2 separate regions of the Mus musculus genome follow, and region 2 is linked to region 1. A link is a loop called in an ENCODE intact Hi-C map of the cell type or tissue named here. Cell type or tissue: heart. All regions are shown on one strand. Links, peaks and the distances in the headings refer to the core of each region. The heading gives the core; the rest is flanking DNA. Region 1 has its middle 8.8 kb from the start of Gm32571. Region 2 overlaps Inpp5a (inositol polyphosphate-5-phosphatase A).

Region 1 (16,450 bases), core at 2,733-10,732:
TACTTAAGGCTGGCTGGTATAGTGCTAGTCACTTCTAGCATATTTCATTGCAGGAAAAAAGGGTCTCAGCAAAACCATAGTTCCTTGGGGGATATTACAGTGGTCCCAGGAGGCCTAGAATCTGGACATTTTAAAATAAAATTATACTATATATTTAGAAAATACATTTTATTTATTTTCTTTATGGCATGTAGCATTTTGTAAAACAACTTGGCTCACCTTCTTACTTGAAAATGTTATCTCAGGGCCGGTGAGATGGCTCAGTGGTTAGGATCACCAACTGCTCTTCCAAAGGTCCTGAGTTCAAATCCCAGCAACCACATGGTGCTGACTTCCTTTTCTGGAGTGTCTAAAGACAGCTACAGTGTACTTACATATAATAAATAAATAAATCTTAAAAAAAAAAAGGAAAATGTTATTTCCTTCGTCTATCAAAAGCTGGCAGAGCTGATTTATCTATCTCCCGCAGTGAGTTGCTGATTTCTGTCTCGATATGTGGTATTGCTAAGCTTATCTCTCATGGTTTATTCCTCATGTTTCTCCCCATCTCACCTTGCCTGCTTCCCTTTCCGTGTCCTCTGCACAGAATTCAATGCAGGTTTTTAGATCATCTTCAGGGACACCTGCCTGTGAAGAATTGTTCTCTCAAGAAGGGTGATTTATGTGCTCTGTGATGGTGAGGGCTATGGGACACGTGACCTTGTATGGTGTGTGCCTGTATATATACCTCTACATAGTATATATGTGTATGGACCTGCGTGTATACACGTGTGTGCTATGTGTACATGTGCATACCTATGTGTAGTGTGCATATACGTGGCATGTGTATGTGTTTGTATATCTGTGAAGAGTGGAGAATTACTCCTAGCCCCAATTGTGCAGGTTCAAGTAGGACATGTCAGATGGCTTCCTCCTCTGGGGTCCATTTGGAACCAGGGCTGTATGGCTGCCTTGGGGAAGCCCCACCCATGCCTGGGCACCCGGCTATATCCAGCACAGCTCCTCTGTTCTGTGAGTGTCTTTGTTGTAGCCCCCATCCATGTGAGACCATGTCGGTCTGTGTGTACGTCTTCTGGTAGTTGCACTCTTCTGGACTGCAGTGGCCTCCTGGAAGCCTCTAGGCCCAGTGGCACAAGGAGTTGCTTCCCACCTGCTACATCTGATGAAATATGGATGTTGGAGGGTTCATCGCAGCTGCCCCCAAAGCAGCTGCCAGCCACCAGCCTGCCAGGAGCAGGGGGACCTCTAGTCACATATGCCACAAATGTCTGTCAATCTCCTTGTTGGTCCAAATTTCTGCTAGATTTTTAACAAAAGATGGCAAACCCCAATTTTAACAGGTGTAGTCAGAGCCATATACTATTCTGTCTTGGGGGCATCTGAGTGGGAAGTTTCAAGGGAAAGCCAGCAGCAGGGATAGCTAGCCAGGTGTTTCAAATGGAAATCATTTGCTAAGTGACAATGAGATTAATGGAAAAAAAAAAAAAAAAAGCATACCGCCTCCAGTCTCTAAAATGGCTTTTTATAAATCTTCCTATTTTCCCTGCTTTATTAAAGCCAGGCTTAGAAGATATCGAACAAGTGCAGGATTAACAGGGTGGAACTGACTTGACGAATGAATTTTCTCCCCTCAGTATGAAAGCACTCTAACGCTGAAGCACAGGAACAAAGGGCCAATACTGAATGACGGACGCCACTGTGGACATTAGCAAGCTGGGTTTTGGTAACCTCCTCTTCCAAGGGCATAAGCTCCATGAAGACTTAGTCCCAGACATTTCATAGGAAAGGCAGAAAGGCAGAAAACAGCAACGGATGCCCGTCCTCCTGCAGAGCTGGAGAGGCCAACCAGTCTCCGCTTTAGCCTAGGTCAGTCTCCCGCACTCAAAGGCTACTTGGGGCTGCCAGGGAGGCGCAGAGCCAGGGCTTCTAAGAACTTGTAAGGACTGGGACTTGGAAGGCTTCAGCAGGCCTGCCGGTCTCCACTCCAGCTCCTGGACAGTTCCACCTTTGCCCATGGCAAAGCCTTCCCATTCTGTAGGAGGGTGGTCAGTGCCCACCCCTGTTGGGCTGGTGTTCCTACTCAATGCTGAGTCTGGCCCTGAGGGAATGAGTGTAAATACAAACACTGTTTTTGTGTACACACAAGCATACACCTGTAGTATATACCACACGCACAAACGTCTACACATGTACACAGCACTCATCCTGCCCCCAGCTTTCTTTTATTTTGCTACCTACCCTCCCCCATCCTGGAGACCCCTTGCAGGACTGCACAGATGGGATTTCTATACTGCTCAGGTTCAGGGATCCTGGCTGGGGTAGGAACCCGCGCGCTGCTACCCATTCACCCTGTGACCCACTTCAGAAGCTGTTTTTCTGGGCAGCTGTAATTAACTGAGCTTTTGGGGTGAGGCCAGCTCAGTGACAGGCTGCCTGGCACCTTTGGGTGCTCAGCAATAGGGCTAGACGCCGAAACCAGTAGTAGGCCAGGGTGGGCAGGCTGTGGTGGGGAGGATGGGTACTCCTGTTCAAGTGGAGAGGGTCTTAGAGTGCCCAGAGAAGCCTGGTGGGGATATGCCCACCCCCTTGAGCCTCAGGCAAGATGGCTCCCTGGGAGGTGAAGGTCAGGCCACATTCCTTGCAGAAGCTGGAATTCTGACATCAGATTTTCCATGCTCGCCTGTGGGGGAGGAGCCGGCTTTGAGCCAGAAGTGCAGGAGTGGTGGGTGGGGGAGGGGCAGAGCAGCTGAGGCTGTCTCGGAGCTCTGTAGGCCCAAGGTCCAAGGAAGGGAAGGCTCTATGGCCTGCCCACCACCTCCAGGGTCCGCGCTGCCCGGCTCTCTTCCCTGGAGCATCCTTGGCAACAGCAACTTTCTCATCCCAGCCGGACCTTGCTGAGTCACAAGGGGGCTGGGTTAGAGAACGCTAAAAATAGCTAGCGGCTAGCTGGGCCAGCACTGGAAGTTATAATTAGGAGTGGATAGAGCCATCCTCCTGGGCTGGTCTCACTGTTCAGAGCTGCTGGAGAATGGGGGGTGGGGGGTGGGAGGGGGTTCATTGAGGGGCTGTGGGGCTCCAGTATACCACCTTGTTGCTCAGGTTGGGGGTTCCTCAGCCTGACCTCTATCCTGATGCATCCTGGTAACTGTGGTGGGGCTGTTCCTGTTGACTCTGACTGCTCTTTGGTCAAGGAGACTCTTCAGGCCTTTGACTCTGACCCCAGCAATTCACCAACATCTGTGGGGTCTTTTTCTGGACACAAGGAACCTCTTGCTTCTACAATTCTTGTGTTGGGCAGGAGGAAGCAAGGCAAAACAGAATACGGTATCCTTGTTCAAAAGTGACTTAAGAATTTGAAGGCAAGCCTGGAACCTGAGGGCAGTGCCAGGAAGCCAGCCTACATCCTTCTCCTGACAGCATCTGGCCCGCAGGGGAATGCAGGGCATCTGGTACAGTCGGGGAACACCTGAATCTATAACCCGTTTCCACAGGGAAAGCAGCCACGGACAGCAGCCCCTCGTCCCACCCAACCCCGTCATCACACACATCAACTTCAGACAAAGGACACCCCGACCTCCACCCCAGACTCAGCCCCGGAAGCCACACTGGACAGGGCTTGAACCCTCAGCCAATCCTTCCGTCAGTTTCTGAGGTCGTGGGCACTGTGCTGTCCTCAGACTGACCTACCCCAGACCAATTGCCTATCCTAAAACAGTGGCACTTTTGTAGCCAGAGGCTAGAGAACCAAACAAGCCCAGGCTCTGCTGAGCCTTCACAGCCCCCAGCTCCAGCAGGGACTAGGATCCTATGAGACAGACTCCTGCAGGCAAGCCTGGCCCCCAACACAAGCACAGGGTAAGGGTGAGCAGTTCAGCTGGAAACAGCTTTCTGGCTATAAAAAGATACTTTTCTCTGTAAACAATACATTAAAAAAAAAGTAGGAAATGTCCTCTACCAGAGTCCCGCCCCCCTGCCCCCCAAAAAAAACCCATGGGGAAGCCCTGTCTGCATGTATGCAGGAGTATGGCAGGGATGGTCTGTGTCACCAAGCCGTCAGGAACACTTTGTGCGCTCTGTTTGAATGTACTCTGCCAGGGTTAGTGGCCATATCTGATAGTTGGCCTTGACTCATAGCTGTCGGGAGACATGCTATGTCAGGAGACATGGGTCTGGATTTTTTGTCTCTGTTTTCTTTTTCTCATGGTTGGGACTTCAACCCAGGTCCTTGCCCATGGTACACAAACAGTTTCCACTGAACACCATCCACAGGCTGGCTCCATCTCTGCTCACTTCCTAAGTAGTCTCAGATAACCCTCCCAGGAAGATAAGGGTGTGTTAAGACTTTCGCTTGTTTGCTTGTTTGTTTCTGAGACAGGGTTTCTCTATGCTGTCCTGGCTGTCCTGGAACTTACTCTGTAGATCAGCATCTTGTTAAGACTTTGAAACTCCTGGGGTCCTTTTCCAGCTTCTTCCTGGTAGAAGACAGTGACGGGCAGGGGAACTACTGACTCTGGTGCCTGCCTCCTACCCCTTCCACTCATTCAAGCCTCTCCTGTAAAACTGCCCAGGAGTTTTGTTTTTGTTTTGCTTTTTTTCCCCCCAGGTAGTGGGATGCACCTGGAGATAAGTGCATCCCATTGACACAGGACAAGTGGCCGCTGTGCTGCCGGGAGGGTAGGTCTTTCTCACTTTGGATAACCATCTCCCCTCTGGCCTGTGCACTCCTGTGGTTCAGACATACATAGCCTCCAGACCTATTCACTGGAGGCAATCTTGATGAAGGGCATTATCATGGAGTATCTTCCCTCCATTTAGGGCAGAGGTCAGGCAGGGTGTCTGGCCCTCCTCTGCTTCTGCAGTCTTCAAATACTCTCCAGGATCTGGGAAGTAGTCCTTCCCTGGGGGCTAGTTTCAGATCTTCTCTGCTGCTAAAAATCTGTTGTCACAAGACAGTGTAAAGAAACGCTGAAGCACAGAACTTGGACCATGAGGACATTCTGGATAGAGATGGCTGCAGATTGAAGAACTCCATGACCATGAAATCTTCATGTGATAACTTCCATGGTAGAATATATATTCAGGCTACCTGAATTCGTGTTCCTTCCTGGGCCATAGTCACTCAAACTCTTATTCTTTTTGGCACAAGTGCTGTAGTTTGTATCAAACACTGCCCCCGCTTGGCCTCAGCACTCTGGTTCCTCAGGAAGCCCCAAGGGAAACAGGAACTCCTCCCAGACGGAGATATGTCCCCAGAATTCCACTGGGTGGGTAGGCAAGCTGAGGGATGACAGGGCCATAGAAAATGCTAACAGGGACATCTCCTGAGAAGGATTGCCAGGAACTCTGCCAACGATAAACACTATCCAGAGCAACTCCTGCTCAAGGGGTGAGCACCCCTGGGAAGCACAGTCCTATACCCATGGCCACTAAGACAATACTGGGAATCTGGTAGCTAAGGTTGGGAGTCTCCGGGTATCTCTGTGTGTAAGGGAACATCTCTTCTGCATACACCCCCGCCCCCAAATGCCCACAGCATGGTCCTGTCCTCCACCTGAGCCAGACATAAGATCACATGGTTTCTTTGCTGGTACCCATTAGAACATTCTAGATGCCGCTGAACTCTGCCACCTCTGAAGAAAAGAAAAGAAAAGAAAAAAACAAAAAAACAAAAACAACCAGATCTACACTTGTCAACTTATTTATGAACAGTCACTGTGGACAAAAGCTATCTATCTGCCTTTGGGATGCTGGGGTGCCCAGTGTCTTCATGTCATCTGTAAACTCAATATTCACATCATGCAGTTGTAGAGAAGGGGACTGACTGTGGAGCTTTCCCGTTAAGTGGAGTCACCTGGAAGAAAGGAGCACCTGCCAGGTGGTAGCCTAGGGGGGAACATCTGTGGACCTGATGGCAGGGTGAGCTTGGAAGCTCACCTTTTGCCAGAATCTGAGCTGCCTGGAAACCCTTCAACCCTGAGAACAAGTCCATCCGTCCCTTCAGTCACCCAGCTGCCACCATGGAGTTATCACTGAAAGACTGACTGGGAAACTGAGGCAGTTGTGGGACACAATGCTGTTGAGCAGTGACTGCTAAGTATCTCTCACCAGGACAAGATGGGCTTTCCTGGGGCAGATGACACCTGTAAGGAGACCTGACACATTCAGGCCCCCAGGGGAACTCTGGCTGGCCGAGAGAGCCTTGGAGAGGCACGTCAGCAAAAATGGACAGACCGGAAACACTGTAGGGCTGAGGAGCCTGGGAAACACCTTGTGTAAATTGCATATCGCCATCTTTGAAGTGAGTGGATACATATAGGGGAAATAGAACTGCTGTGGACCCCAACCCAGGGTTTGTCACCCCACCCCCTATACCCCTACCTCCAGAAGGAGGCCTTACAGAAAGTCCCATCAGACAGTTAGTGGACTCATGGGTTCCTGGAAACCAGGAAGTGGGACACCTCAGAAGCAACCACCTCTCTGACCATGAGCAAAGCTAGTTCTATGACATGATGGAACAGGATCCCCACCAAGTTTTATTGTGGCTACTGTTAATCTGTGCCTAGCCTATGTGTCCAATGGCTTTGGGGCCAGATTGTGCGAACCATGCAGATAAAGAGGTAGGGGCACAGAGAATGATAGAGGTTGATTCCCAGGCTGAGAAGACCATTTCTGAGACAACTCAAGTGGACACTATGCCTTGGTGGCTAACGACCCTCTCAGCCTGGGGGTGGGGTGGGGTGCAAGCTCAAGAACAGGCACAGCTTGGGGCAGTTGCAGGCCTGAGTAGTAGGCTGGGTAGGTGCCATGTATGGCTGGGTCCTGTAGACTCTTCCCGGCCAGAGCCCAAGAAAGCTTGCAGCACCCTCTCCCAGCTCTGGTGCCTAGATCTCTGGGAACAGGCAGTCAGGCAACAGCTCCACCCAGGCCTGGGATTCAGCCAGTGTTAACTGAAAGGAGCATGCTTGTATTCCACCACCTCTTGAACAAGGGTTCGGAATTAATGACAGTCCCTATCCTCAGGATGGCACTCTGCAGCCCAGTCTCCAGTGTAGCATCCAGTGTGGGGGAGAGGAAGGGGTCTGGTGGCTTAAGCAGGGGGCTACAGGGTGGGAGACAGTCAGCCCCGAAGAGGGCTATTTCATAATCTTAAATTCTGCCTCTTCAATCTAGTCAGTGGTTCCCAAGTAGGCCCCAGATGGGAGGCAAAGAAATGCTAAGAAAGGCACCCACGAGTCTCCTGGGATTCTGATAACCAGACTCTGTCCTGGGCTAGAGATAGAGAACCGGCAGGAAGGAGCCACACAGGAGCAGCTGGGCCGGCTCTGAGCCCCAGCATGCAGCAGGGCCAGGGTGAGCCCCTGCCAGACACACCCACCATGGCCTTTGCTGCCTCCCTGCAACATGAATTACGGAAACTTGGCACTGATGTTGGCCAGGATCCTTGTTCCAAAGCTGGGCCTTGCCCGGTGCCAGGTGGAGCTGGTTGAGGCCTGGAGACCCAGCTCCGGCCAAGCGCTGATCCAGCTGCGGGGCCCGCTGGCAAAGCTCTTTGTCCCATCACTCCAGGAAATGGAAATGTGCCTGCAGCTTTTCATTTTACAGCTGCTTTTACTTTATAAGTCTCTGCTTAAAATAGCTCTGAGTGGGGCCTCTGGTTTACCTTTCCTGAGGTTAAAAGCAGTCGGCTCTGTGGCTCTGCACTGTCAGGAGCCTGAGGGAGAGGCGGGAGGAGGAAAGGTTGGCCGGAAAGTGTTTCTTCTTTTTATATAACTCTGGGCTGCGATGCTTATGTTCTGAAAATGAAGTAAATACTGTATTCGTTCTTGAAACTTACTTTATTCTATGCAGACCAGAAGTGTCACCCATGAGTTAAATGTGGCAAAAAAAGACACCCTGACATCTCCTCAGCACCCACAAAATGCCATAGGGGCTGGATCCAGAAACTGGATGGAGGCCTTCCACTCAAACCTCTGTCTTATTTTAATCTCAAGGGATGGCATGATTATGGTACATTACCTTATAGATGGGGAAACTGAGGCTGGGAGATTCAGTGGTCTATCCAAAGTCAGGCTACTACTATCAAAGGAGAGTATCAAGGAACAATGCCTGAAGGCCCTGCCCAAGCCAGCCTGGCCAGAACAGTCCATTGTGGAGATGGTGGAAGCCCTTGCTGACTCAGAGGTTACTGCTAAGCTTTCAGATCACCCTGGATGAGAGGGCTATCAGAGTATAGACCCACATGCCTGGAAGGGATCCGTTTCCCAAACTGTTTCCTGGCCACATTCTGAGAACTCTGGCTTCCTGTTCAGAGAATTCAGTGGACCAGACAGAACATAGGGGTAGGAGGAGCTCAAGAGTGCCCTGGTGCCCCACACCAAGCTGCACCCTGACCTGGCAAGGTTGGAGGAGGCATGGGCTGGTTTCCATCACTAAGCATTCGCCCATAACAATTCACTGGCGGGCACTAAGGAGCTTCCGCAGGCATCCGGAGGGAAGTTGACATCCGGGTCCTGAATCAGATCACACCTTGGCCAGAATTCCATGACCATGAGAGCAGCAGGGCCCTATCTGTGCAGAGTTACCCTCCATACAGAGCTCACAAGACTTACACTCTGGTCCTTGAGGAATTTCTGTAGTCCGAGAGGCTCACGGGGTGGGGGTGGGGGGGTTACTCTTAAAATCTAATCTAAGACTTGCTTTGACAGCCGAGAGGAAGAAGCCTGGCACAGTACTGCTTAGGGATGAAGAGTTTATGACAGGAATCAGGCCTAGGCAGGCAACTCATAAGCTTCACATTGGAGGCAGGGGGTAGAGGAACTTGGCATAGCCAGGTAGGAATCAGGATGCTATTCTGCTGATGGTTGCCCTACAAGCTCTAGGTTGAGGAGCCGTAGAGAAAGCCTGCCCCTTCTAGTAAGCACTGGCTGTATTCAATGTCTGGGTGGAGTTGTTGCCTGGCTGCCTGATCTCTGACTTCTAGCCACCAGGGCTGGGAGAGGGGACTGTGCTGTAAGCTCACCTAGTAGGAGAGGATCTACAGGACACAGCCACACATGGTACCTGCCCTGCCCACTACTCAGGTTTACAGATGCCCCAAGTTGAGCCTGAATCTGAGTTCTCTTCCCCTGTCCTAAAGCTCCCAGGTCATACTACTAACCACACGCCCGGAGCCATGTCTCCTGAGCTCAGCTGCATGGCCAGCTGTATAAGGTACTACGGACCCCAAGGTGTTTGCTTGCTGTATCTGGGATATCTCTGTCCCCCCTAACCCCACCCCTGTGATCTCTCCATCCCCTCTGTCTCCTTTGTCCCAGGGGCTGTAACTGTCCTCACTAGCCCACCTGACTGCAACAGCTTGGCAGCCTGGGCCCCACTGAGCCTGGATCTGCTAGATAGGAGAGGAAGGTTGCATGGTCCACCTAAGGAATTCCTAGAAGCCACTTCCCATAACCCAGCACGTAGAGCTTGCTACTGGCCACATAGAGGAGGGATATAACGCCTGGTGGTAGGACCTTGCAGTTTCCATAGCCATCAGGATTGTTTCCAAAGACCCCTGAGGATCAGGATAGGAGTTCAGCCAGTGAGTTCCAGGGAGGGGTAGAGTAGTGCAAATCTGTATCACATGAGGACCAGGATGCTGGAGAGGGATGCTTGGGCATGAGCTTGAGCCCCACCAGGGTTAGGCAGGGGCTAGTTGTAAGCCCAAATGGACAAATCCTGTGGCCCATGCCACCAAGCCAGTGCTCTCAGCACAAGTCCTGAACCTCTCACTCCTATGCTAACATTTTGGCCACCCCTGGCACTGTGTGGCTTCCACGTAGAAGGATCTGTAGAGAAATGAATGTAAGCCGGTTCTCAGAGCTGTCCAATAGCTGTCTTATGAAGGGCTAATGTGATTTTTCCTTGAGAGAAAGGCCTTCAAGGCTGGGGACACACTTAACAAAAGAACCCCACACTTCAGGTGGCACCTGAGTGACTTACCTGAGGGAAGAGGGTGCCCCTTCCAGCCACAGAGCTATCTTTCACAATTCTACTTCAGAACAGATAGTGGAGCCCAGGTGACTCAGGCCTGGTTCATTGTTTATCTTGTACAGATATGAGGCAGTGAGCAACAGGTGGGAGGGTGTCCCCTCCCTGCTCTCCCTTGGCAGGCCATTCCTCAAGTTGGGGAGGGGACCAGTTGTTCCACAATGCTGGCCTCTCCTCTCTGTTCTACCTGTCTTGCCCTATATCCTCTATTGAGGCCCCTTGAGGGTCAACCCAGGTTCACTTTTCTACTAACTTCCAGAAGGATTTAACGCAGAGAAGGGGTTGTGGAGAAAGGGGTCGTGTATGTCTTCCCTGTTCTCCCTGGCTGTCCTGACCACAACCCCTCTCATAGATATGTAGCTACTGAGGGCTTTTGTGGGGTAGCCCTCTTCTCTCTCCTTGCAGATGTTGGCTCATACACTGAGTCTTCACCTGCCCTCAGGTTGAACGGCTGCCCCCACTTGGGTGACAGTCCTTTTTACCAAAACACCCTGATCTATCAACTGGCTGGCGTATTCGCTCTACCCATGACTTGTCTCTGACTCAAATTCTATGCTTATGAAGGTCCCCCCCCCCCCCCCCCGGTTTAACGAATATTTCCCATCAGAGTTCAGCAGCAGCAGCAGCAGCAGCCGCAGCAGCTGCCTTTGCTTCTGGCCTTAAAGAATTCCATTGCTCCTCAGTTGACAGCTACTGTACCCTAGTCCTGGTGTCTTTCGCAAAGAAAGCTTCACAAAGCCATATCACCACTTTGATATATGGTCAAAGTCTGTCCTTGGGCTCTAGCTTGCATGAGCTGATGTGCAATCCCATTCCACTGAGAATGTTGCTCTTTGGGCTGGCTCTTTGAGGAATTGGAGAAGCTGGGCATACTACGAGTACCTGGCCTGGCTGTAAATTTTCGTCTGGGTGCTGATTTTCAGGTACTGTTATTCACTCTGAAGTTTGTGAGCTGGGCCCAATCAGGCAAGTCCAAGAAACGGTGACCAAATGGGCAACCCAGATTTGGAGAGGAGACACACAGGTCTCCATCTCTCTCTTATTTTATTTATATATTTAAAATTTTCAAGACAGGGTAGTCCTGGCTGTCCTGGGACTTGCTCTGTAGATCAGGCTGGCCTCAGACTCAGACATCCACCTTCCTCTGCTTCCCAAGGGCTGGGATTAGTTATTTTTCTTGTTGTAGTAGCAAAATACCTGCCAAAATAAACTTAAAGGATGATTTGTTCTGGCTCACAGTTTGAAGGCACAGTCCATCAATGAGGGGAAAGGCATGACATCAGAAGCTTAAGGCACATAGCACAGGCAGTCAGGAAGCAGAGAGAGAGAGAGAGAGAGAGATGATGCCAGCTTTCAGTTGCCTTCTCCTTTGTATTTAGTCTATGATCCCCAACCATAGAATTGTGCCACCTGTGCTCAGGGCTGGTTTCCCATCTTGATTAGCTTAATTGAGAAACTTCTCCACAGACACACCCAGAGGTTTGTTTCCTTGGTGATTCTGTGTCCTGTCAAGTTGGAATCAGCTTTAACCATCACATTCCTGCCCATCTTCTCTCTAAGGAGTGTTTTCTTTCTTGGGTTGCTGTAGATCTTCTCTCTCTCTCTCTCTCTCTCTCTCTCTCTCTCTCTCTCAGTCTTTTTATTTCTTTTCAGACAGTGCCCTCCTGGTTGTGGGAAGTGGGCCGCATCATGGAAAACTATCTTCTCCATTAGCCCCCTGGAGCATGGACATAGTCATGTACAGCCTGGAGCGAGCAAGGGAGAAGCCAGCAAAAGGAAGGAGAAGATACTGGAGAGAGAGAGACTATCAGACGAGCATCCCAAGTCTGGAAGGGTTTAAGAAGCTTGAGTGGGCTGAGCAAGGAGTGTCTACCCCTCCTTCCCTTCCACACAAAAGGGATGGGAAGCCATGTCCCTGTCCTCCCCAGATCAGCAGACCTGAGCCCTGTGGATATTTCCAATGCCCCAGGAAGCCAGTATCCCTCCCAAGGAGGATCCCAAAGCTTTGGAGACCTGGGAATGGGCATTTGAACCATTCTTTGTGCTCCATAGCTCAGAGAAAGAACTGGCCCTGGGGAGCTTTGCTGATGGAACCCTAGCATAGCACCATGGATTGTTCTCTAAACCCCATGTGTGTTTAGAAGCAGAGCAAACTGTGTAATCCTGCAGGCTCCTGATCTGAGCTCTGATCAGGCTCTGGGCTGCCTACATCTTTTTTTTTTTTAAAGATTTATTTTATTAATATATGTAAGTACACTGTAGCTGTCTTCAGACACTCCAGAAGAGGGAGTCAGATCTTGTTGCGGATGGTTGTGAGCCACCATGTGGTTGCTGGGATTTGAACTCTGGACCTTCGGAAGAGCAGTCGGGTGCTCTTACCCACTGAGCCATCTCACCAGCCCGGCTGCCTACATCTAATGACGCCTCTTCTGATCTGCCTACCTTTGTCCTGAACTGGCTGCATGTGGCTTCTTTCTGCTTTTCTTGCCAACGCGATACTACCCTAAGGTGTTTGAATGATGAAGGGCCCAGGCTCCCTGGGGCTTATAAGGCCAGGGGCAGAGAAAGAAAATGGAGAATCTCAAGGTCTGGAAGACCTCAGAGAAGCCCTCTATTGTGAAGGGAGACCTCAGAGAAGGGAAAGTTCAGAGAAGCCCCTTATCATAAGGAGTCAGAAGAATGCCTCCTTTTTTATTCCTAGAATTTCAGGGTCTTGGGTCTAGTTTGTGTTCCGGCCTTTGTCTGGAAAAGGAGTCTCTGGATTTCTAAGGTGCCTTGAGTTCCCCATGACCCTTCCAATTAACACAACCGCTCCAGTTCCACTACTTGATTCTGTTCTCATTTGAGTGTTGAAAGGTGAAGGAACCAGCTGCTTGTGGGCATCTGTGCCATCTGTAGTTCTGCTCTTGGGCAGAAAGAAACAGGGGATGATGGAGAGAAGGCAGAGGCACAGCACAGCCAGGAATTGAAACAAGAAGTGTGTATCCTCCCAATCCCCCCCCCCTTTTTTTTTTCAGTGAGACCAGTACCACTGCCCAAACCAGGTGAGATTTATATTTTATTTTATTTCCTTATTTTATTTGTTGTTGTTTTGTTTTCAGAGACAGGGTTTCTCTGTGCAGCTCTGGCTGTCCTAGAACTCACTCTGTAAACCAGGCTGGCCTTGAACCCAGAGATCTGCCTGCCTTATGCCTCTGCCTCTGGAATGCTGGGACTAACTAAAGTTATGTGCCACTATGTCTGCAAGATTTGTATTTTTAAAGAATCACTTCATCTTAAAAATTATGATGCTATGAATTGCAAAGAAAATATTTTACTTGACTCATATTTCAAAAATAAACAATTTTAATTAAATTTATTTGTGGTTTGGAAAAAAATCTGTCATGTATATTCTGTTCTCAAGTGTATTACAATTTAGCTTTAAATAGCAGTATAGTCTTCATTTCAAACTTGCTGATCTAATGGCCTACCTGAAACATTTGGGATTATGTCTAATAAATCATAAAGGAGGGAAAACCAGAAGTGACAGTTTTTAAATGTTAAATATTCTTCTACTTATAAAGTTTAGCCAATTTGAACATGGTAGGAGACAATCCCAGGGTCAGTGAAAAACACATAAAATGCCCAGAAACAATCTAAGATATATGATATAAAAAGAATAGCTTCAAACAAAGAGGACATCAGTTAACGTGCTAACATGGATGGGGGGGAAGTTCACGAGACCTCAACCCTACACCATGAATGCTGACAACCAAGGAAAATTGAGAGTAGGAGAAACAGTCTTTCCTAAGTAAGAGCACATCAGTTGGTTATCCAATACCAACAGATCAAACCTGGAAACATTTACATATTAGTAACATTATATAGCCTGAGCAACACACACACACACACACACACACACACACACACACACACACTTATATAATAAGGGAAAAAAAGAGGTTACAAATTTCAAAGAGAGCAAAGATGCTATATGGGAGGGTTTGGAAGGAGGAATAGGAAGGAGAAATAATGTAATTGTATTATAATTTCAAAAAACAGGAAGAGAGAGAGAGAGAGAGAGAGAGAGAGAGATTATGGTGGTGCATGCCTTTAATCCCAGGCACACAGGGAGATCCAGGCTGATCTCTGTGAGTTTGAGGCCAGCCTGGTCGACATGAAAGTTCCAGGACAGTCAGGTCTACATAGAGAGAGAGACAATATGTCAAACAAAATAAAGCAAACAAACCATGTGGTACTCCATTCATGTGCCTAACATTTATGTTTATGTCTCAATTAAAATAAGTTAAAATAAAATATAGGTACAAAAATTGCCCTGAAAGAAATATATGAATTTTATATAATGGAAAGACATGCTATATATATATATATATATATATTAGTTTTAATTTTTAATTTATAGAATAAAGAAAAGGGAACTGGAGAGATGGCTCAGCAATTAAGAGCACTGAATGCTCTTCCTGAGAATCCAGGCTCAATTCCCAGCACCCACTGGTATATCACAACTGTCTGCACTTCAGTTCCATCCAATACTTTTTTTGACCTCTATGGACACACACACACACACACACACACACACACACACACACACACACACACAGTAAGTAAGTAAATAAGTAAGACTAAAGAAAATCACCAAGGGAAAAAATGCTTTGTATCATAGAATACTTTCAGGGTTTGATTGTTCATTTAAGATCAATTTATTTTATTTTATGTGTATGAATGTTTTGCTTGCATGTATGTAGGTTCACTTCATATGTGCCTGGTGCCTGAAGGAGGAGGAGTAGGAGGAAGAGGAGAAGAAGGAGAAGGAGAAGGAGGAGGAGGAGGAGGAGGAGGAGGGGGAGAAGGAGAAGAAGAAGAAGAAGAAGAAGAAGAAGAAGAAGAAGAAGAAGAAGAAGAAGAAGAAGAAGAAGAAGAAGAAGAAGAAGAAGAGCAACAACAACAACAAGAGGAAGAGGAAGGAGGAAGGAGAGAAGGAGGAGGAGGAGGAGGCAGCAGTGGCAGAGGCTTTGGATGCCCTGGGAATGGAGTTACAGATGGTTCTGAGTCATCATGTGGGTGCTGAGAATTGAACCCATGTCCTCTGCAAGAACAGCAAGTGCTCTTAACTGCTGTTTCTCCAACCAACCCCCCCCCCCCCTGTTGGTTTTAAGCTAGTGTTTCTCTGTGTAAACCAGGCTGGCACCAAGCTTTCTCAACTCCTTCTCCCTTTGCTTTCTGAGTGCTGTGATGACTGGTACACACTAGAATACTCTTGATTTTACTGATTTCTGCTTACTTAACAAGGTAGAAAAAAACCATAAATACAAAGAGTAATAAGATATTTTATTTTTACTAATCTTTTTTTAGACTCTCGCCGTTCTTAGACTTGAACTAATGGTGAATAAGAGTAGTTACTGTAAGTCGGGGAGGAGGTGTCTGTGACTGTCTTAATCGTAACTTTTACAACATGTTCCCATTTTTTAGGAAGAAATCTGTTTTCATAACTCATGCTTGCCTAAGTTAAGGTAGCTCTTTCTAGCAGTCAATAAGCACAGTGGCTGAAGTGGAGATTTGGAAATCTTCCCACTGTGAATCGCAGGGACCACACTGGAGTTCTGCTCAACTGTAAGAAACTGGGCACAATTCAAACTCTCATTTCACTTCAGAAATGGAAGTGACCAACTGCTTTTTCTTTTTTAGTTTTCCAAGACAGGGTTTCTCTGTGTAACCCTGGCTGTCCTGGAACTCACTCTGTAGACCAGGCTGGCCTCGAACTTGCAGATTTGCTTGCCTTTACCTCTCGAGTTCTGGTAATAAACTTCCCATAAACCATGGTGTGGTGATAGTAGCCCATACACAGAGCAAGCATTTCTGGGCATGCCTGTTACTTGCGGGGTGGGGGGTGGGGGGTGGCGGTCTCCCTGAGCTTCTCTGAGCAAGTATTTCTGGTCATATCTGTTACATACGGGTACTGTGGAGGTCCCCTCCTGCCTCCCTGAGTCCGGACACAGTCTCCTGTTTTGACATAGAACTCTGGGTGTGACTGAGGAGTCAGAACTTCCTCTTTCTCCCACTTAGAGCCCAAGTTCTTAGGAAGAGGACTGGGGGTGGGTCAGAGTGACGCGATGGCCTGTCATCCATGCCACTTTGTTGTCCTGAAAGCCAGGTGGGAACCTCTGGCCTGCACGCCTGACTCCTCTCTGGGCTGTCACTGGAGACAGACAGCTAAGAGCATCTATTCATTCTGTGAAGATATACTATGACTGATAGTGACCAGCTTACCAAGACCAGCCAAAGCAAAACTAAACTTATATGACAAGAAAAGGTCATGATAGAGTTTTTAATTAGCTTGAATAATTAAATTTCTTTCTTTCTTTCTTTCTTTCTTTCTTTCTTTCTTTCTTTCTTTCTTTCTTTTTTTCTTTCTTCTTCTCCT
Region 2 (16,450 bases), core at 3,574-11,573, 100 kb after region 1:
GCGGCGAATTCCAAATAGATAGACTGATGTCAGCTGCATACTTGTGTACTCTGTACTCCTGTGGCAGCTCTTCTGTCCCTCAGCTGTCCTTCTATTGCCAAGATGCCACAGTGCCTAGCATGCCACAGTGCCCAGGATGCAGGCCGCCTTTTTATATTTTGAGGCACTCCTTTTGAAATTCTCTGCGGATGCTTGGGGTCCCCTGGGTTGCTACACTGTTTGCATCTTTACTTTTCTTCCCAACCCCATTTCCAGCTTCTGGAGTGTCCTGGTGCCCCTTGGGTCTCATGTGTGTCATGTCTCACACACCCTTGCTCTGCAAGGTGTTGCCTCTGCAGTTTTGCCTGTGCCTGATGCAGCCCTTCATCCTCACTTTTAGTTTTCAGCTGTAGAGTCCGTGTCCCTCCCATCCTTTGTCACCCTCAGGGTACTTCTGTCATCTGAGTTCTAGTACCATAGCCTCACCACTCCATTCATGTTATCGCCCCCTGTCCTGGTTAGAGGCAGTGGCCTTCTGCTTCTTTCTCTGCCTCCCTTTCATTATGGTCTTCACAGAGCAGCCTGGGCAGAAGCTGGGGCCTCAGCGCATCTTTGAGGTCCTATAGGAGCTCCCTTCCTTGTGCCCAGCTCCCTGTGCCCTCTTTGTTCCTCCCTTCATTGTGTATATGGGGATTAAATCTCAAGTTTCACATATGTAAGGTATGCACAATATCACTGAGCTAGAGCCCATTCCTATCTTCCTTTTCTCTTTAAAAGTCCTCCTCTTCCAACTCCTCTTCTTCCTTCTCTTCCTCCTCTTCCTCCCCCCACCATCATCACCATCATCATCATCATCATCATCATCATCATCATCATCAGAGTTTGAGATGTGTCCTACTAAGTTACCCAGGCAGGCTTGGAGTAGCTAGGCAGACTTTAGGTTCCCCAGTATCTGGGATTATATGCCTGTACCACCAGGCACAGCTTCACCAGTCTTATAAACACACACTATAACGTAGTGTCATTCCATAGAGGCAGGAATCACCCTCAACTTCTGAGTCAGAGCCTGGCCTAGAATGGGAAGCAATACATTTTCACAGTGTACCACAGCCAGAGGTGAGGAAGCCAGTGCTGTGGTTTTCTGTGGAGTACAAGAGGAGCCTTTTGGTCAGGGGCAGTGGGAGGGGTAGAGAAGGAAGGCCCTGGGAACAGTCTTGTCACTGGGGTCTGATGGGGTGCAGCTGGATCAGGGTCCCATGTGCAGGCCATGGAGTAGCATGAGTCTAAGAATATGATAAAGCTTCTGATGAAGTTAGGCTCCTTTGCTCTCAGATTCTCTTTGGTTGAAGTTACAGAAGTGCCTTGACAAGATCCATACAGGCATGAGGCAAATTTTGTCCCTGGCTTGGAGCAGGGGTCCTGGAGTTGGTGATACCAGTCTTGAGGGTAGTCCAGGAGCCCCTTGGGTCTTCTCGCTACCAGGGTGACTGGCTGAGGAGCGAGGAGGCTGCTGTATATTAGATCTTGTTGGGCCCAAGTGTTTTAACTTGAAGTGCTTGTTGGTAGGGTTTTGCACATCGACACCTCGTGTGTCTAGATCCAGGGTGTGGTCGTCCTGCCTGCTTCCCAGGGGTAGCCTGAGGTTCTGCCAGTCAGAGTTGCCTATTCCAGAATGCCCGTTGCTGGAATCTGTCTTCCTTCTTTTATCTCTCAAGATTGGAGGCATCACACGTAACTGCTTTATAGGTACTGCTTCCTTCTTCTGTCACTGTATATGTGACATATGATTTGCCTGTTGGTGGCATCAGGGTTCCCTCTGACCAGAGCTATCTGGGCATTTGTGTGTCATTCTCTATGGACACCAGTTCTTCTCAGTTTACTCCAGGAATGTGTGCCAAAGGATGTTCAGAATGTATCCAGGTGAGGGCACCATGACCTATCAGTAGGAGAATGGCCAGGTGTGGAAGGGCATTGTGGCAGCACCTACAGGAGAAAGCTGCGGACAGACAGGCACATGTGAAGAGAAGCATCTGAGTCTGCCAGACCCAAGAGCTGCTCCTGTTTTGTTGGTCTGTGTTTTAGATCCTTTACGTGGTCATATTTGCCGTGGGACTCAGACATTTATAGTCTTCACTGTGCTTCTGCCTCCTTGAAGTCCAACTCTCCTTTGTGGTGGTGCCAGTGGTGGGACCTATGGGGTGGTGAGGCTTAGATGAGGTCTTGGGATAAGTGCCCATGTAAACAAGAGATGTAAACAGGGATGGTCTGCACCAACCCCAAATGTACTAGCATCTTGTGCTTCTGTCTTCAGAACTGTGTGTTCCATTCTCGTCGCAGCCCGTCCTTGCTTTGTGACTTCAAGCAAGCTTTTTCATCCATCTCTACCTCCTGTCCTGGGGTGATGGCACCCACCCCATTAGAGTGAGGATTAAAGGAGTTGTCAAAAAGAAGGGAACTACCTGTGAGTCCTCCTGGCTCAGTACCGCTAGGACACAGTTAAGGGACTTCCTGTACCACAGGGCGGGGCAGCCCTGGCCTGTCCTTCTCAGCTACACATTTGCTCTGGGGATGCTGAAGGCTGTGGAGTGAACTGTGGCTTGGTGCTCTGCATGGAGCAGGCTGTCCTGAGCTCTTGGCAGTTGAAGGGCTCACAGAGAAAAGGGTCTGGGTCTGGCTGAGCTGGTGAGTCCTGTGGCCTCTGAAGACTCAGTGTTACTACTGAAGGACAGACTAGAAATATCAGGTAGGAATGCAATATGCTTTCAAGTTTTCCAGGACCACAGTTTACCAAGTGGAAGGAAACAAATGGAGTGTATTGTTTTTGTTGTTGGTTTTTGAGGCAGGATCTTACTATGTAGCTGGCCTGAAACTGGCTTTGTAGACCAGGCTGGCTTGAACTCACAGAGATCTACCTGACTGTGCCCTATGAATGTGTGAAATTTATTTTAATAATATTTTGAATTAACCCTGTGATTCTAAGCTGTTATTATGGTGATCAGTATAGTTGGTAATTAAATATTTTATGTGTTTTGTGCTGTCTTGGGAATCAAGTGTGTTTTATGTTATCTGTTCAGAACAGCCCGACACGAGGGAAGGTGGCTGGCTGCTGAGTGTCTCAGTTGCCCCTCTCCTTGGAGTCCTTGGAGCTTGCCTTTTCTGCTTTTTACCTGAGAGTTGTATTGATGAAGCTGCTGCCACAGCAGCATGAGACACACCAGGGATTGGTGTGGTCAGTATGTCTTGGTTTGGGTTTCTGTTGCTATGATGAAACACATGGCAAGAGCAAGTTGTGGAGTAGAGGGGTTACTCAGCTTACACTTGCACATCGTGGCCCATCACTGAAGGAAGTCAGGACAGGAGCTCCAACAGGCCAGAGAACTGGAAGGCAGGAGCTGATGCAGAGGCCATGGACAGGTGCTGCTGCTTACATAGGCTTGCTCCTCTGGTCTGCTCAGCCTGCTTTCTTGTAAAACCGAGGACCACTAGCCCAGGAGCAGCACCACCAATAATGGTCTGGGCTCCTCAAATATCATGAGTTAAGAAATTGTGCTATAAGCTTGCCTACAGCCTGATCTTATTGAGTTGCTTTTTTTCCCTTAGTTGAGGTTTCCTCCTCTCAGATGACTTCAGCTTGTGTCAAGTTGACATAAAGCCATCCAGCAGGGTCTCTTTGGGAAGGAGTGTGGTCAGTTTACAGTAGAGTCTTCTCCTAGGGCACAGCTTCAGCAGATCTCGTCTTCAGATGTTTAGAGACATCTCACTGAGCTGTATCAGTGGTCCAGCAGCTTAGCTCCAGGCTAACACAGGTTAGCCTATTGGGCTTTCCAGGGCTGGACTGCTGCTTACTTATATAATTATTAATCTGTAAAGATACTTGTGAGAAGAGCCTTAGATGAAGTGTTCTTAAAAAAAATACTGGGTGCTAGTGCTGTCACCTTCATATGACAGGTCTCATTTCTCTTATGTCTTCGTCCTTCCTTATGTCTCTCATTTCCTAAGTCAGTAATGGCATCCCCAGTCTGTGGCACACTGGGCTGCAGTGCTCTAGTGTGCTTGGATTGCAATGTGCTAGGTCCCCCTGGGCCATAATGCTGAGGGGCATGCCACATCATTGTGGGCACCCCTGGGGTCAAGGTTGTCCTCAGCCTTTCCTCCAACTTCCTCAGAAGTTTGGAGGTTGATACCCAGGTTTAAAGATAAGGAAGTTGAGGCTTAAAGAGGCAGTGAGATATGCTCGCAGCCACATGGCTCAGTATTGTCAGGATCCGAGCCCTGTCACTGCCGTCCCAAAGCCATGCTTGCCAGTGACAAACAAGAACTGGGGGAAGAGGTGAGCAGGCCCTTGTGGAGAGAGGAGCTGCAGGACTGAGGATCTGTGGTGTGTGTGGTGGGGTCGGGGGGGGGGGGGGGAAGGACTGCTGCGCACTCAGAGTCAGGCCAGAGTGTGAGAAGCAGGCCCTGAAGAGGAGTGACACCCTCTCCTGTCAGGGTGGAACAGAGGACAGTGGCAGGAGACTCAGTAATGCTGCAGGCCTTCCTCTCCAGCACAGGCTGTGTGTCATTTGTCATGCCAGAGGAAAATGGGTGGAGCAAGACACTTAAAAAAGAAAGTTGGTTGGGCCATGAGGACTGTGCTCGGTGGTTTTGTGTCAACTTGTCACACGCTGGAGTTATCTGAAAGAAGGGAACCTCAACTGAGAAACTGCCTCCATTTGTTACAGCTCATGGAGCTGACAGGGGCTCTGGGAACCTTGGAGGCTCTGGACTGCACAGATGGGGCTCCCCTTTCTACTGTGTGCCTCACAGTAAACACCAGTGAGCTAGAGGTGGCCAGAGTGAAGAAGGACTTTACAAGACTCTGTGTGGCAAGCAGCTTCCTGAGAGAGCTGTCCAATGGCACCACAGCTTTTCTGGCTGTGCTCACAAGGCCATGGCCCTGCCGGAAAGCCAGGGAAACTAGCGGAGGCCTTGCAGCTCTGTGCATGCGGTCTTCAGTTTGAATTTGCTCTGATCTTAGTTAGAGGCACAGGCTTCTTAAATGAAAATGAATCAGTCTGTATAGTTTAGAATTCCTTAAGCATAGGGTCCAAAGACAGGACCTCGTCCCACAGCTTCTGTCTGTCACTCTTCACGGGCTGCAGGCTTCTCCTAAGTCCCCATAGGAACTGCTAGGACTTTTGCCCACAAGGGAAGAACACAGCAAGAGCCACTGGCCTCACCAAAAAACCTTGGGCTGTGCTTTTAGGCCAGCTACATTGCCTGCTCACAGGGTCAGTGAAATTTACAGTGTCCTGTGCAGAGCAGTGCGCCCTGACCCCCCGCCCCCAAGCTGGCCCTCTGTGCTAGGCATGGACTTGAGAGAGGTCGTTGGATGAGGCCTGCCACGAGCTGTAGCCACGAGCTGTAGCTAGTGAATCCCAGACTAGAGAACCACAGACCCAGGTATGGGGTGCCTGTTGCCCAGCCCATATGATGTGGTAGAGCCCCCAGCTGAGCCCCGGGCAGTGGGTGCTTAGAACCTGGCATTGGTCGCAGCCCAGAGAGCTCTTTTGTCCCTAGTGCTTATCCTGGTGGCCGGGCTCCTGTAGTACAGCCTGCAGGATGGAATTCCTTTTTAGGTCACCAGTACTCCTCTTTGGAGGAAACCTACCTAACAAGGCCTGGTTGTTGCTATTTTTAGCTCTGCTCTTGGCAGTGTACAGGGTCGATGACCACAGGCTCACAGTGTAGGCTTCCTGGGAGCTGAGCTGGCCCTGTACTCAGGCATCTGCACTGTGTCCCAAACAGAGAAGGACTTATTGTTGGAAGGCTGTGTTCCAGCCTGCATGGTGTATGTAAACCCCTGTGCTCTTTCTGGCCAAAATGTCTAGTTCACGCTTTTCCAAATATTTTACTATATTAAATGTTAGTTAATGTATTTTTGAGCTTTCCTTGAAGACTACATTCACAGAAATGGCACTAGAACCTCTCTGCAGCAGCTGCGTCATCTTTAAGTCAGAAGTGGCTCCTTGTGTCCTGGAGAAGACCTGTCAGTCCCATTGTCAAGCAAGGGCAGCACTGAATGGAATTCCATGCAGTCCACAGCTACTTCCTGTGGAGGGCTGGAGTTTATTTTCCAGGGTATTTCCCACCAGCGGTGCCATGATGTGACATCTGATAGCAGCTGACTTTACGCTCTATCCTCCAGACATCCTGCTGCCAGGCAACCTGTGAGGTCCACTGGCTTCACCAAGAAAACTGACTGTGTTGCTCTCAAGCCAGCTATGTTGCCTGCCCAGGCTCTTCAAGGGCACAAAGCTCCTTCAGGCAGCCAGTTCAGACCAGCACAGGGGCCAGCTGGTTGTCTTGTAGCTGCTATGAGGATATTACATGAGATCTCCAACTTCTCTGGTTTTGAGTGGGACAGCCTGTGCCCATCATGACGATATCTTGCTTGCCCTTGATGTAGCCTTTGGCACAAATGCTGATTCCAAACAAGTGTCACTTGTCCTCCTGTGCTGGGGACTTGGTTCCTACATTCTCATTAATACCTTACAACATTTATCTAAGGGGAGGAGTCACACTACAGACTCTCAGCTGTGGCTCGAGACCTCTGAAGCCAGTGGCAAAGCAAGAATCATAGTCCTGTGTGGTTCCTGGATAGCCCTTGCTTTTCCTCTGCTGACTCCACCCTTTGCTAAGTGGGCAGCTACAACTGGCTGGCAAGCTCTCTGGAGCCTACGGAGTGCTCAGGAGCTGTGGGTCAGACATTCGATGCTGCTATTATTAAGAATCAAATTATATGAAGTAAGTGACATAATGAAGTAAGTGACAGTGAGACTGAAGATCGTGATAGCCCTGGGCTCATCTCTCCTTAATGACTGTGTGGCGCTGTCTCTGCCTGTGGCCCTGGTTGACCTGCCTGTGCTGTGAGTCTGCAATTGCTGCTACATGGCATGAGTTACTGGTATCTCCACCCACAGGGTGTGCTCGAGGCACTGGCCCCAGGGAAATAGGTAGGTGCTGAATACCACCCTTCCCCAGGCTGGTATTGCTTGTATAGTGAGTTGAGCAAGCACTCTCATTTGACACTGAGGAGCCTTCTGTTCCTTAGCCAGTGATTCCTGGCACACTTTAGAAACCAGCAGTATACTATGAGCCTGCATTGTCACCATACACAGTGGCTGGGGCAGCCCTGCATGTGATCTCAACTGGGGCATGCGATCTGGTCCTTGTGCCAGCCTTCAGACAGGGGGAGTCACGTGGTCTGAGCATAGCTCCTCACTGCCATGGGCGCTGACACAGGCTGAGCTCCACAACAGGACAGCTGTAAGGAACCTGCCTTCTCATCAGCAAAGGAGGGAAGAACGGAGATTCCAAGGGAAATCAGAATTTCCCACAATCCAGGCTTGCTCACTGTGATGCTTCAAGGTGGGTTTCTAAAGACCATTCCAGTAATTCCAGAAGGGACTATCTTGGTGATTCTCAACTTTTTTAATGCTGCGACCCTAATACAGTTCCTCATGTTATGGTGACCCCCCCAACCATAAAATTGTTTTTGTTGTTACTTTGTAACTGTAATGTTGCTATGGTTATGAATAGTAAACAACTGCTTTTTCTGATAGTGTTAGGCAGCTCTTGTGAGAGGTTGCCTTGTGGGTATCACTTTTGATACCCAAAGGGGTTGAGACCCATAGTTTGAGAAACGCTGGACTATGGTCACTGGCTGAAGGGGATGTAAGCTTTGGGTCTCTGCCTTTCAATACATTTGCCTGATCAGCTACAAGCCTGTGGAAGTAGAGGACAGAGACATGAACTCCAGGCCAGCCCCCCACCCCAGCTAAGCTTGGCAGATTTTCTTTTTAGATTTATTCTATTTTATGTGCAGGAGTGGTTTTGCGTACATTCATGAGTGTGTGCCTCATGCATGCATGATACCCTCAGAGGCCATAAGAATGTGCCAGATCCCATAGAACTAGAGCTATGGGTGGTTATGAGCTGGAAACCAAAATCAGGTCTTCTGGAAGAGCAGCCAGTGCTCTCAAGTACAAGGCCTCTCAGCAGCTGGCAGACTTGTAATGTTCTCCCCAGCTCCTCCGCTTCCATTGTCTTTAAGCAGAACTGGACTATGGGGTGAGTTATCCACAGATGTTATTATGGTTATCTGCAAAGGAACAAGAAGGAAGCCCCTTTGTCATTGCACTCGAAGGACAGCACTGAGTCCTAGTGAACAGCAGCCATGACTCAGGGCCTCATGGTTCCCTACAGGTCATGGTCAGAACTGATTGCTCTGGTAGTAGAAATTCAAATTTTTGTGAGTTTGTTGGGACATTCTTGACAAATGGTTCATCCATCTAGTTGGAATATTTAGGTCTACACCATGAGTCCCTCAACATGACCAAGATGTGACTGGGCATTGCAAATAAAAGCTTTGGGGCCTGTCATCCCTTCTGTCCTCTGCTGCCACCATGCAGCTAGCTGGCTTGCTTTATGATAAACCAGTATTTGTGGTGTTTGTTTGTTTGTATAAACAGACTCTAGTAATGTGTGTTCTTTTCTTATGACTCTTGTTCTGTGTTCAGAGGACAGCTTCTGTGACTTCCATATTTTAAGATTTATGGAGATTTGGTTTATGGCCAGAAGAAGGCTTCTGCTGGAGAACGCATCTAACAAGAGCTCACATCCTATAGACAGTGAGCGTGTCATAGAATTTGTGACGTCATAGGTTTTGGCTTCCAGTTATGCTATCCCGTGTCTTGGTTGTGTTTGTATTCATGAGAGTGTGTGCTTGTGTGAGTGTGTGTACACGTGTGTGCCATGACCGTGAGTCTGCACATGAGTGTGTGTACACGTGTGTGCCATGACTGTGAGTCTGCACATGAGTGTGTGTACACATGTGTGCCATGACTGTGAGTCTGCACATGAGTGTGTGTACACGTGTGTGCCATGACTGTGAGTCTGCACATGAGTGTATATGTTGCTTCTTCAGTGACTGTGGCTCTGTTTCTTTTTCTGTTATTTTTGCCCAGAGTGCTTTGTGTTGTCGCCCCTTCCCTTAGGTCATTTTTCTGTCTTCCTCTCTGATGGTTTTGAGTTTCATCTTCTGAGGCCTTTTCTGGCATCAGTACTGACTCTGTCCCCATGAAGTGGCTCTTTCTTTGAATAAGTGCTTCAAACCTGTGCCTTCCTAATGTGGGGTCTTGGTTGGCAGCACACCTGAGGCCTCTCTACAACTTACCACCTTCCACCGGCTGTCCAGACTGACTCCAGGGCCAGCTGGTGAGCTGTCTTAGTGGGTTTGGTTCTGGGGACAATCTCAAAGAACTGTTTCCTTTTACACAGCCACATCATTCAGAGCAGGTCCAGACTTGCTATTGTGAGCATCAGTGGGCTGGGTTGGGTCTGCCCTTCATGCTTGCTTGCTGCGTGCATACTCTGCTTTTTGTTCTTTGTTTCTCATTCCTACTTTGTTTTGTGTTTTGTGTTCTGTTCTGACTTATGTTTTAGATGTTTGCCTTTTTACTGGCATTTTGAGTGGTTGCCCTAGTTTTGTGATACACAGTCATGTGTCAATTAACAGCAGGGACTCATTCTGAGAAGCATGTCATGAGATACTTTTGCTAGGCACGCATCCAGAGTATACTCATATACTTTGGTGGCCAGGGCAGGCATTCAGGGTAGCCCTTGGATGTAGTAAGGGGGTGTGATGATTAGAGATGGAGGAGGCTGCTGCTGCTGCACTGTAGGCAGACCATTTTAGAGAAGTCTTTTTTTAGGAAGGAGGAGTAGAACACTCTATCTCTGAAGATACAGCACACTGAATATGTAAACCAGGAACAGTCATCTGTGCAATAGTGGCTGTGTGCTGGCATTACCACAGACACCAACACCATGCCATCATGAGGTGGTAGGGTTTCCAGTTCCATTACTGGAGACCACTGTTCCATATATGGCTTGTCATTGGTGACAACATCAGATTGGGTACATGATGGAAGAGGTAAAAATGCTCCCCTATCTGTGTGGAAACCTTGAGGTTGTAAAGAGTTATATGTAGTGTATAGTTGTACCTGTGGGTGCTGAAGAACCTAACAGGCACTATCAGTGACTGAACCTGGGATCTGCACCTTGTTAGCCAAATTTGTTTTAGGAAGTGGGGCATAGCCTGTAGCTGGTTTTATGTTCTCCCTGAAAGCTCAGCTCTTACACACACACAAGTGGCTAGCAAGGCCTAAACAGATAGTCCCTACCTGGATCACCTAGATGTCTTAGAGCACTGTTGGGACAGACATGCTCCATTTCCTTATGAGAAGCTGGCTTGGCAGTACCCTCAGTGGATATAGTACTTTGTCCCCTTGAAATGTTTCTGAAGGTGTTTCTATGGTTTCCTTCCTTTGACGTTGCTTTTGCAGAGTCCAGTCCCAGGCTGGGCTTTTGCTGTTACTGTTTGTAGGGCTTTTGCTCCAGAGGCCTTGGAGATGTTTTCAAGTTTGTTTCGGGTGCTCTAGGGGCCTGTTTCTGGGCAAATTCAATCTTGTTTCCTGTGATGGTGGCCAGTGCTGCTCTGCTCTGTCCTGCTTCAGCTCTGTATCCTCCTCCCAGCCGGTTGGCTGTCACTCCCTCCTCCTGCTTCCTTCCTGCCTAACAGGACTTCTCACTTACACAGTGCTGAGGTTCCTTGCTTGCTCTTTCCTGGTGCCCATTGTGATTTGTTCTTCCTGCCATCACTCTATTCCGTGAGCACTGTGGTCCTCGTCTCCTGTTTGGCTCTTCATTTCTTCTTGTGGTGGTTCTGGCTCTGTGGTCACAGTGAGCTTAGCTTACTCTGCTGCATGGTTATCCTGTAGAGGCTTCTCTGTATGCAGGACTTTTAACCCTCAGCAGCATGCCAGGGACTCCTGGAACTTGCTGTTCCCAGCTGTGGTGGTAGCTTGCGAGATTCCTGGTGTGCTGGCGCCCTCTCCTGTCAGTTGCTGAGTCAGGTACCCTGGCTGGTTGTGGCTTATTTCCTGATGGCTTCTTCTTGAGCATCATGGTTCTTGACTTCTCAAACTCCTTTGTGGACATCTCCTCCCTTGTGCTTTACTCCCCTCCGACCCAGGTGGCTTCTCTATGTTTTATTTTCTTCTCAGGAAGCCTGCCACAGATGATTCTCTTGTGTGCCGACCTGCTCTAACTTGTAGACCCCCGAGATCTCCCTAGAGCCCATGCACGGATGGCCTGGAATCTGCCCCAGAATCTTGGGGACTCCATTTCCTGACCTAACTTTTTGTCTCTCCAGAAGCCCTGATCCAGGGTGTGTTAGCAGTGCCGCTATATCATCTTCAGTCACACTGAGGCTGAGATGTGGGTTGTTTTGCTTATGTATAAACACACATATCACGGTTTCTGTGTTTTGTGTGTGTGTGTGTGTGTGTGTTTAATATATATAATATATGTATATATGAAATTTGGGAAAATGTGTGGATTTAGTTACCTTAGAAGCTATGTATCTAAAACAGCAAGAAGCTATCTTTCTGCTTACCTAGACCTTTCCTCCATTCCACGAATCCTAGTGGCCCCTGCACACAACCGTCCCTGGTGCTGCTTGGGGCAGAGCAGGTCTGTGGAAGGGATTTTCCTGAATTTTCTTCTTCTTTGAAAATGTACTTATTTTGCCTTCTTTCCTGATGGATGTGGCCTGTATTCTTGTCACATGAGAATCTGTTCCCTGAATGACATCAGAGGAACTGGAGCATCTTCGCTGGGTCTGTGTTCCGTTACTTTGCTCTCGTGAACTTTTCCAGTCTTTGGGTCTCATAGGTCTGGTGATATTTGGTTTTCTCTGGCTTAGCTTGCCAGGAATCCATTGACTTTCTAGAGACTGTACATCTCAGCAAACTAAGACAGCATTTAGTTGTTGTTGTTGTTTAAAATTACTTTTTCTGCTCTGCTCTTCCCCTCCTCCTTCATATTCCAGTTACAACCCTATGTCATGTGATATGTTCATTAATCATCTATGCTTCCACCCAAGGGGAACTCACGCATCACATGGTGGGTAGGTGTCATACAACTAAAAAATTCCTCCAACCTAAGAAAGCTGTAGCCAAAGAAGCAAGAGAAGAGGTCCTATAGACGAGGGAGGGGGCCGGGGACATGCATCATGAAGGCTGAGCAAAAGTAGATTTCAGCTTACATAGAGCTTGAAAATACCAGAGCCCCTAGAAGGGCTTTCTTAACAATGGATGTGTGGTGTTGGCCTGCAGAAGAATCTGTTATGAAGGTAAGCATGCTGCTTGTTCTTAAAACAAACATGCTCCATAAAGAGAAAGAGCATGCTAGCAGCAAAGCACCCAGATATCAGTCTGTGAGGAGAACAGGCACACAAAACACTCCAGATATCAGTCTGTGAGGAGAACAGGCACACCTACAAAACACTCCAGATATCAGTCCATGGCGAGAATGGGTCAATGGAAGAGCGCCAGGATATAGTTCTGAATGAGATTCCTGTTTGAGTGCTAGTTAGACAGGTCCTAGGTGTGTGTTCCCATGAGAGAAGCGTGCCCTGTTACTAGAGTGGCTTAGCTGGCACCAGTGTGTGGAACCCACAAGGAATGGCTACCCAGAGCATGCTCCTGGTGCTGCTGCTGTGGCCCAGTGGGATCCCAGCCTTGTCCTCTGAGGTGACCACTCCTCGTATCCCAGTCACACAGACTGTTGGGATCTCAGGAGACAACAGTGCCCATTGCTTCCTTGACTATGGCAGATGTGTTGTGATCATCATTGTGAATTCCATATCCCCAAGTCCAACACAGATTGAGGCCCAGGTCAAATGTGCCCAGGTATGAATGAAGCAAAGGAGTCCTGCCAAGTGGCAGTGACCCACAGCCCTTCCTCACATCAGCTCATGGCTACTTCCTACCACCTGTTGGGGAAGCCTCATCTTTAATGTATAGAAGTAGCTTAGGCAGGACAAAAACTGGCCCCAAGACACACAGTGGTGTGATCATATCATGAGGTGATCCCCAAACCACTAGCCCAGTGTGGGCACCGACGTCAGTGGTGAGGAGTAAAATCCAGGGCAAGATGGAGTCACTGATGTGCAGGGACTTAGGCAAAGCTCTTGGTGATGTTGTTGGGTACAGTGTGCCACTCATTGGGTTCATGTTCCTAAAGAGGCAAATCAGTCCCAAGCCTGTGCCACACAGCCCACAGCTGGCAGATGGGAGGCTCGTGAAGGTCCAGTGAGGTTAGGAGGTGAGGTATGTCCTGGACAGCCTGGTCAGGTCAGGACTCGTCTGACAGTCCCAGCCCACCTTCTCAGCACTGCTCTGTTCCTTTAAAGTCTTCACTACTACTGTATGAGATACACACAAACATACTTTACTTTTAAAAAATTTAATGTAACTGACAACGTGAAGCACCCTTTGACCCCTGCCAGCTGGCCAGCTACCCTTCTAGAGTTGTCCTTGTCACCCTTGTGAGGCTTCAGATTCTCTGTTCAGGTTCAGGACCCTGCGACTTGCGAGGGTGTTTGGGTTTTGCTTTTCTGAGGCAGTCAGGGCAGGGCTAAGTCCCTCTCTGGGTGCATCTGATGAGCTCTCTGCTCTGCCTCCACTTTTAGATACACACAGTGTGCTCCTGCCTGCGTGCCTGTGGGATGGATATGATCAGTGCTCCCTCTGGTGCCGGTGCTGGCTATAACTTTGGTTGAGTCTCAGCCAGGCTTTTTCCTGCTATGGTCCTGAGGCTGTGCTGACACCTGCTGTGGATGGTTTTCATCCTGTTTGCTGGCTTTCAATGCATAGCTGTCTGTCAGATGCCACTCTTTTCAACCAGGGACCTTCAACAGAGCAGACTGGCCTGCTGGGTAGATGTGGCCCTTCAGAGTACCAGCCACTCATTTTGTTCCTTCTCCTGGGCCTTTCCCCCTGAGCCTAGGTCTCTTCCAGATGATGTCTACGTTAAACAGTTATCTTATGACCACAGCATGGTCCGATCTACCTTGTTCTCTGCCCTGGTGAGGTCATATCTCCTTCTGGAGTTTCTGGCCAAGTCTGACTTCTGAGAAGTGCCTATAGTGTCTAGAGAGGGGTCAGTATGCCTGGTACCATGCCCTGCCTGACAGTTATGCTAGTGTTTTCTTGCTATCCTGGAGCTTCTTCCTCCACTGCCCATAGCTGTTGATCTTAGATTCTTTTCTTTTGAAGATATGTAGGATCGTAATTGACCCTTGAGTTCTAGTCATTCAAATATGACCTTTGTGCTATGAAAGGCTATTTGCTTAAACAATAAAAACTCACTTAGAAAGGGAAAGTGCTACTTGGAATTTAGATGAAGACTACCAGATTTGAAGACCAGATTTGAAGAATGATTATGTAACTCGGTTCCTAAAATGAAAACTGTGACTCCTGGGGACTTTCCCCTAACCCTGGACTGGCTCTAGATACACTGGCTTCCAGCCTTGCCTGTGGGTTTCCCTGCTACCACCTTGGCCCTGTGGTCATAGTAACCTCAACTTCGTGTTTTCTTCTCTGATCCTGCCTTCTAGCCCTTCCTAGAAGTCCTTCCTCTCCCCCCCCCCCTTTACCCCCTCCCTTGTACTAGCTCTTCAATGTCTGCTGGGGCTCAGCCTCCCATCAGTGATCTGCCCTCTAGGGTGCTGCTGCTCTCCCCATGCTCCAAGAGGGCAGAACCAAGTGCCTTACCACCTTACTGCCCAGGAGATGGTTGGTTTTCCTGCACTGTACTGCCTATGCCAAGCAAAGTTTGCTGGTAACTTCAGCAATGCTTTGGAAAAGTAGGAACCTTAATGGTTGGACAGAACTAGGGTTGTGAGCTGTAGACAAGCTCACGCTGTGCCACTCACTCAATGCCCATGAGACCATGGGTATGTTTCTGTCATATGCCAGACTCCTGCTGCTATAAATTAGACAATAGGGCTACAGCTTCTAGGGCTATGGGGAAACACAAGATGGACAGCATGGGTACTGGAGTCTGCTTAGAAGCCAGCCTTGGTGATCCTGAATTAAGAATGAGCCTGTGCATAGTGAGCACATACATGCATGCACACATGACAGCACACAGGCAGTGCTCTCACACTAACTTAAGCTGACACCCAATTCTGCATGCATGCATGATGCACGCACATAAGAACATGCCGTCACACTCTGACATACACAGGAGCACATGCTACCACATACGTGGTTACCTGGACTCAATCTCTCAACAGGTATGCACAGCAATGTTAATGATGTGCTGAGGTTGTGACATGGGTTGAGAACTTTCCTGATGTTTTCTTGTCCATAGCATAGTACTGCTTTTTTATAATTAGAGACGAGTGCCTCTAGGTTATTGAAAAGGCTTCTTAGAAATTCTGAATCTTTGCAAAGGAAATATGGAAGAGGCTAGAAATAAACAGTTGGCAGCACAAAGGTGGCAACTCATAGAATCTGTAAAGAACTTGTGGACACAGGGTGTGGCCTTTGGCCTGCTGTCTGTGGGATGCCTGGCTGCTGAGGTGAGGCACATGATTCATTGCCCTGCTGTGGTTTGTGCTCTAACTCTGTGCTTTCTTCCCAGGTCCTGCACACACACAAGCCTCACTTCATGGCCTTGCACTGCCAAGAATTTGGAGGGAAAAACTACGAGGCCTCCATGTCCCATGTGGACAAATTTGTCAAGTAAGTCTCAGCTGGAGCCTGTGGACCGTGGGGTAGGTCTTTGGATGGGATGTGGTGGTGAATGCCACTCCTTGAAACTTGTCTGTGGGTCATGTTGAGGGAGCTGCAATTTCCCCAGAGAGGTGTAGACCACAGGGAATGGTGCAGAAGAAATACCCATGGGGTATTCCTAGAACCTGCCCTCCATTGGAACAGCTTGGCATGGACACAGTTGGGGATTGAGCTTTGCCTCAGTTCCTGGAGTGCACTCAAGGCACTACCTGCCCCATGGGTCTCTGGTGTTCCCACTATCCTTGGTTCTGTTGCTGATTTTTTAATGTGCGTGCGCGAGAGTGTTCATGCCTCCGTGCATGCATACATGTGTGTAAGGGGTGTGTGCACATGCCACATAGCTCATGTAGAGGTCAGATAACACTTTTTTTGAGTCAGTTTTTCCCACTTCTATGTGGGCTCCAGGGATCAAATTGAAGTTTCAGGCTTGTACAACAGATGACATTACCCACTAGGCCACTTCACCGACCCTTGTTAGCACTTTTTCTTGCCCCTTTACTTCTGTTTGCATCTGGCCTGAACTTGACAAGAAAATAAGGAAGTACTCCTTCAGTGCTTACATGCCCGTGCAGGTGACAGCTAAGATCCTGAACATCACTGTGTGTAGAGAGACTGAGTAAGCACCCTGTTCACAGCAGAGTTTCTTTCGAGCGACATGTGCTATGTTCCCATCACTCAAGATTTTGGAGCTTGATTGGGTATCAAAAACTCTGTACATTGCTCCCAAGTAGTCTTCAAGACAGTTTGGTGCTCCAAAGCGTACTCCCTAACACGCACTCCTA

What was found. Hi-C counts contacts between places; a loop is a spot of excess contacts. Peaks named below come from ENCODE experiments on the same cell type or tissue, not always from the same donor. Only the 100,000 strongest peaks of a DNase experiment are listed, where the experiment ranks them.
Region 2: a loop joins it to region 1, with 7 times the contacts of the local background. A loop is called at or near these places in 2 of 42 quality-filtered maps.

The regions. Positions count from the first base shown.
Region 1 is chr7:139,361,504-139,377,953 of GRCm38, forward strand. No RefSeq gene overlaps it. Among named protein-coding and RNA genes, the nearest start is that of Gm32571, 8.8 kb to the left of the region's middle. In heart, for the core only: a CTCF peak has its summit at 5,199; DNase peaks (open chromatin) are centred at 2,798, 5,248, 6,938, 7,408 and 4 weaker places; H3K4me3 peaks cover 1,420 bases; H3K27ac peaks cover 6,767 bases.
Region 2 is chr7:139,462,479-139,478,928 of GRCm38, forward strand. Inpp5a (inositol polyphosphate-5-phosphatase A) reads left to right here. Exons shown (of 16, transcript NM_001127363.1): 3 at 15,517-15,617. Among named protein-coding and RNA genes, the nearest start is that of Gm46004, 82 kb to the left of the region's middle. RefSeq lists an enhancer at 3,898-7,132. In heart, for the core only: CTCF peaks have their summits at 5,547, 8,240 and 10,921 (motif pointing left); DNase peaks (open chromatin) are centred at 5,623, 6,182, 7,183, 10,883 and 2 weaker places; H3K4me3 peaks cover 678 bases; H3K27ac peaks cover 6,345 bases.